2 separate regions of the Homo sapiens genome follow, and region 1 is linked to region 2. Evidence: chromatin contacts called from ENCODE Hi-C or POLR2A ChIA-PET data. All regions are on one chromosome and are shown on one strand. Each heading gives the region's core, a stretch centred on a gene start or an enhancer-like site at or near the end of the contact. The rest is flanking DNA. Distances are from core to core; before and after follow the strand shown. Region 1 overlaps GALNT16 (polypeptide N-acetylgalactosaminyltransferase 16). Region 2 overlaps RAD51B (RAD51 paralog B).

The links. A loop is a pair of places that touch in the nucleus more often than their neighbours do. ChIA-PET counts read pairs that join two places held with the same protein, here RNA polymerase II (POLR2A). Pooled maps may share reads with other maps.
Region 1: a pooled map shows a loop between it and region 2 (3-fold over the local background). The contact joins two enhancer-like sites. A Hi-C loop is called at or near these places in 1 of 50 pooled maps. POLR2A ChIA-PET finds 5 or more read pairs at or near these places in 2 of 52 experiments (A673 and activated B cell).

Annotation. Positions count from the first base shown.
Region 1 is chr14:69,353,003-69,355,839 of GRCh38, reverse strand. GALNT16 (polypeptide N-acetylgalactosaminyltransferase 16) reads right to left here. Exons shown (of 15, transcript NM_001168368.2): 15 at 1,374-2,837. Among named protein-coding and RNA genes, the nearest start is that of ERH, 44 kb to the left of the region's middle. RefSeq lists enhancers at 997-1,496, 1,527-1,626. Within about 2 kb of position 1,304, at least 8 of the 41 ENCODE cell types and tissues checked have a DNase peak (open chromatin) inside an H3K27ac peak, as active enhancers do.
Region 2 is chr14:68,282,401-68,285,220 of GRCh38, reverse strand. The region is part of intron 7 of RAD51B (RAD51 paralog B); the gene reads right to left. Among named protein-coding and RNA genes, the nearest start is that of RAD51B-AS1, 400 kb to the left of the region's middle. RefSeq lists enhancers at 1-50, 1,787-1,856. Within about 2 kb of position 1,305, at least 18 of the 41 ENCODE cell types and tissues checked have a DNase peak (open chromatin) inside an H3K27ac peak, as active enhancers do.

The sequences.
Region 1 (2,837 bases), core at 55-2,554, 1.1 Mb before region 2:
AGGGGCCAGGGGGAACAGCCCTTGTAAAAACTGAAGCCAAGTCACAGAGGCCCAGGGATCCTCAGGAACAGCTCCCTGCTGTACAAATGGGAGTCTGGCCCTGGTGCAGAAGTCCCTTCTGCTGCCCTGCCCATAGGCTTTCGGGGGACTCTCCTGCCAGTGACGTAACTGTTAATACCCAGCCTGGGGCTTTTGCTGATTCCTCCAGGGCCTGGCTAAAGGCTGACAGCCTTATCTCCTAGGGAAAAAACTGGGTGGCACAGAAAATGGGCTTTGGGAGAGGTAGGTTTGGAGGAGAGCAAGCAAGAGGAGAGAGCCTGACTCAGGAGAAGCAAGCACCAGAGCCCTCCAAGGCTGAGGGTGAAAATAGATGGAGAGTGGAAATGGGGCTCAGCGCGCCAGGAGGGAGCCCTGAGTAGGCGGTGGGTGGTGGGCTGTGCTCCCTGAGAGGACGGAGGGGTGGATGGGGGAATGGAGGCTGCAGCCAAGGTCTTTTACAGTGACTTGCTCCTAAGCCCAGACCAAGCTGGACATTGTAGCCAAGGTGTATTCTCTGCAGCCAGCTAGGGCTTTGCTCCAGGCTCCTCAGGCCCAGGGGTCAGAAGTTCTGGGTAACTCCAGATCAGCAGCCCCACGGCAAAGTGGGGCTGAGGGCAGAAATGGTTGCGTCCAGGAGAGGCTAGTGGTGTGCTGGCCTGCCAGCTGCAGTTCATATGTATGTTGAAGCAGCGTTTATTTTTACCTGGGTAGGTTCAGCTTCTGATCACAGACATGGTGGGGGTTTTCCATTGGTTTCCATGGGAACATTAGGCAGAGCATCTGCTACCCAATCAAGCAAAGCTGGTCTGGTAAGACTCTTTTCAGAATTATTTTGCTGTTTTTACCCAGGAAGTATGTCCTGCCTGAATTTGTACCACTGCCTTCTTGTGTGGTAGAGCAGGGGAGGGCAGCTCCGAGGGGACAGGCCTGGCTCACAGGGAAGGAGAGAGGGCTGGCTAAAGGCAAGCACGGCGGCAGGGCAATACCTATTTGGAGAAGCAATTTGCTTTCCATTTCTAAGCCCCAAGTAGAATCCCATAATGAGGCCACAGGAGCCTGGGCTCCACCTGACCTGTGCTGATTCCTGGTTTTGGTCCAAGGCCTGCCCTTGCAGTAGGGCCACCTGTTGGCCCCCACCAGAGCAGTCAGGAGTTCCTGGGGCACCACAGGGCATGGAGGCCGACGAGCAAGCTACCAGGTGCAGGACAGGGCTAGACTTGAGCATGTTCAGTTTCACTTTTACAGAAAGGAGGCCCGGACTTTCCCCACGAGGCGGGGGAGGGTGTGCTGAAGGGCTAGGCCTGGAGGCAGAAAGGAAGGCGCTGGTGCATGTGGACATGTAAGAAGTGGTTTTATTCCAGGTGTGTGTTTCATAAAGACGAGGTCCTCAAGGACAGCTAGTGGCACATGCTTTGGTCAAGAAGAGGAAAAGCAAAAACAGAACAGGGCTGCGTTGCCACAAAGGACCGGCTGATAAGTGCAGAGCCTGATCTGACCACAGCAAAGGACAGAGAGACCCTCTTGAAGGCCCTCTGGTCAGCAGTCCTCTTACATTCAACAGGCGCAGCCCCGGCTCCCCAGCCCCAAAGGTCCATGCCCGAGTGTGGCCCAGGCCTTCTAGTCCATCCTCTGGGGAGAGGCCTTTGCCCTGGGCCCAGTTCTGTCCTAAGCTGTGGCAGGAGGCTTCCCAGATGAACAGGGGATCTGAGGCTGCACCTGGCTGCGGAAGAAACATCACGACAGAGGACAGGCAAAGCATGGCCCTGGGAGCGAAGGGGCCTGCGCTGGCAAGTCCAGAGGGGTGCACTTGGGCACGGGAGTGCTGCCGAGAGGACGCTGGTGAGAGTCAGGAGGCGAAACTGCTGGAGAGCCCTCCAGAGCAGGTGCTGCGGACCACAGACACTTGGCTGCTGACCCCAAGGGCCGTGTGGAGGGAGCAGGCGATGGCAGTTTGAGCACGCCAGGGAGGAAGATTAGGGGGTGGCAGCTTGGGCAGACAGTGGCTTCAATCCAGAGCAGAGGTTCAGGCCCTTTGGGGATCAGGGACCTCTTTTAGAAGCCATGGACTTTTTCCCCAGGAAAATGCATGTATGCACACACATGCAGTATTTTAGGGACAATTTCAAGAGATTCCTAGACCCTCTAGAATCCATGAACTCTATGGGTATGTGGATCCTTGGCCTATGAAAGACAGGGGGCTCCTGTGGTAGGTATATCTGCCCCAGGCTGGTCTGCTTTGTAGGGGAGACCCCCAGGGTCCTGGTACCAACAGTCATTTGCCCAAGAGCCAGTGGGGTGAGGAAGCAGGGTGTGGGGATAGCAGGAGCAGTTCCAAGACAAGGCCGTGGGGTAGATGTGTGGATGTGTTCTCAGCGGCTGTGAAAAGGAACTGGGAGTTCTCTTCACAAACAGGAGCCACAGCCAGCCTCCCAGCACAGTGCAATAGCTGACCCTTCAAGAAAATCCCTCCTGTAGTAGGGAGGGGAATAAGGGTGAGGTTGAGCCCTAATGACTTAGGGGCTCCTGTAGCGGGGAGGGGAATAAGGGTGAGGTTGAACCCTAATGACTTAGGGGCTGTTCTTGGTCCAGAAGGGAAGTTCCCTTCTTTCCAACCACCCATGATGCTGTATTGACAGAGGCAAAAACCTTTGAGAAAGCAGGAGTCAAAAATGACAAATGAGGCTGGGACTACTCAGGGATGTGTGTGGCTACCCGTCCTTTCAGTGGGTCCTGGCGGCAGGGACAGGGCACTAGCTGTTCATTAATGCCCGAGAGAGAGGTCTCAGCCTGACACATGG
Region 2 (2,820 bases), core at 56-2,555:
CCTTGCTTTTAAGGAGACAGAGACCGGAACTTTCCTGTGAGAAATTGTTCAGGTCCATTGAGTCCTTTCATCACTAAGGTTTGAGAGAAAGGCCTGGAGTGGTTTTCCCCATGCTGTCCTCCTGCTCCCCAACCATGACGGTGTCTGCCCCAACCTGTCTGCTGTGGTAGGAGCTGGAGGTGAGAAGGAGACAAGAGGAAGAAAGAGAATAAGGAAAGCAATGAGGGCAAGAGGCAGAAGGAAGAGAGTGAGAACAGGGTAGGTCCAGAAAGGCCACGCTCCCAGACGCATGCCTCTCCCCATCCCAAACCCTTCCTGTCCACATCCAGCTTTGTATAGAGATACCCAATATTTGTTACGGAGTTTGAGCGTCACAAAAACAAATGTGGTTTTAGTATTTGCTGGCTTAGTTTTGCCATGCTCTGGAAAATCAAAAATCATTCCACGATTAAAAAAAAAAAACACAAAAATAAACTTTTATCTTAGCTTCAGCTCAGAAAATATCAACTGTCAGTTCTAGAATAAAAGCTGATAAGGTTTCAATATTCCAGCCTGCCATTTCCATCTTGAAGGACTGCACAACAATTGTTTTCTGGGAAATTCTGAAAGGCTGTGGGGAATTTTTCTTGTGAAATATTTGTGGAGAAGAGGCCAAACTTCAATTTGGCTTGAAGAAAACATGGGTGTGGGAGTCAGGCAGACTTTTATTTCTGGCACTGTCACTAACCTGCTGTGCAATTCTGGGAAATTCTCCTAACCTCTCTGTACCTAAAAGTGTTGAGTCCACAAAAGATATGCAGAGAATGAATGTATAACAACTGTTAATGTAGCAGTCTGCTTAGAATAAATGTTTCATATATTTCACCCACATTAGGATGAGTGCTGTACTCAAAATTCCACCTTTGCATTGCTTATCTTCAACCTTAAGAAATCCATCCTACACAGAACCAATGGCAGTGGCCAAGGAAAAGGGGATGAAGGAGCAACTTGAAATAATTTGTGTTTATGGTGAGAATGCTTCCAATCTTAATAAGTTCATACCTCTTATTATCAGCCCTGAGGAAAACTGTCTTCTGTAGATTTCACTGTGAAATCCACAGGCAAAGCTAGAGAAACACTCTGCCTAGTAGGGGAGCCCCTAAAGAAGAGAGTGGCTCAGTCTGAGGGAATGCAGAAGGAGGAGGTGAAAAAAAATCTCCTCAGCTTTGCACAAGCACACACTCGCTCAATCACAGAGGGGGCTGACGCAAGTAGTGCTTCCGTGCTACTTTTGACCACTGAGTTCAGAAAAATGCATTGAAGTAGAATTGTGTCTGCCATTTGGCAAAAGTAAACACACAAGATAACCATGTGGCTCCCTAAGGCAGCTTTCTCTTTGGCCTACTTCTCTTGGGGTGCACATGCAAGGGGATGCAGTGGAAACTGTGGGCCGGCAGCTACCGTGCCATAGACATAGGTGTGGAGAGCTATGGTTCCACTGCTGGCTGCCCCACTGGCCCCAATGGGCTGAGGTTAGCACGTGTTGGTTCCGGATCTCAGATGGGGCCGGCAGTTGTAAAGAGGCCACAAACAGCAAGCTAGTGTGCTGTTTCCACCTTCAGCCCAACCCCGACGGCATCCTGTCAGTGATCTTGGGCCCACTGCAGGAAATAACATGCACAATTGGTGAACTGTGACAATGCAGCCACAGTGGCTTCCAGTGGTGTATTCGCCAACTGTGTGCAATTTTGCAGTTAGTATGAGGCCAAAAAAGTCTCTGGCCAGCTAGAACCTGGAAGAGAACAAGGCCAATGGTCAGATGACTCTGAGGTTCACATGGATGTGGAAGAAACTATCCTACCAGCCTTCTGCTGCACTGTACGTGTCCTGTGGCCAAGTTGCTTTGGTGTGTAGTTGGGTATCCTTGCCTGCTACCTGATCACTGCCCACTGAGTCCCATAGAAAGGCAGAGGAGGTGAATTTCCAGCAGCTCCCCGAGTTTCTGCTGACCTTTTTAGGTGTTTTTATTACCTGTGGTGCTTTCTATTCATGTGTACTCCTGGGCTCTGGGGATTCCCCTCCCTTTGATTTACAAGGAGGATTAGAAAGACACAGCTTTGTGATCGGTCCCTCACAGACGGCTGGTATTAAGTGATTTCCCCTTCTTAGACTCATTTGAGGCCAAGAAAACAGTTCTGTTGAATCACTTGCTCCTTGGAGGTATGAAAATAGGGCACTTGGGGGAGTCCAACCTGATAAATACCAACATTGATACCCTTCAGCCTCAGCTACACTTCCAGTGGCATATAGTAGAGCGGAGTTGAAGCAGAGGAGTCTCGGGTCCCCCCCAGCCTCTGAGAAACCTCCAGTGGAGAGTAAGCAACTCTGGGCTTACTGCTTGTATTTCTGTGCCACCAGCACAAATGGCATCCTAACCACCAAGGGCTCTCCAAACTCACTGCCTGGAGAGGTGCAACCAATTCTATCTCCAGAGTGAATCTGTAGCATAAAATGGGAGCAAAGGCCACTCACTATGTATTGAAACAGAGGTCACAAGGTCTGCCTAGGAACAAATTTCCAAGTTAGCCACCTCATCAGATATGCTCTTGAACAAAAGTTATTTATTTGATGTCCTCAAGGAAGGGATATTGTGTAAGGTGTTATTTTTAAAAGGAGGGGTGGGGGCAGCTGAAGCAATGCTGTCTGTGTCTGTACTTAAAGAAATGACATCAATATAGACACACAATAATAACCTACAATTAAACAGACTCAACACAGGAGACACACATAAGAAGAACAAGTCCAGAACAAATATATTGAAATGGCTAAATATTTACATGG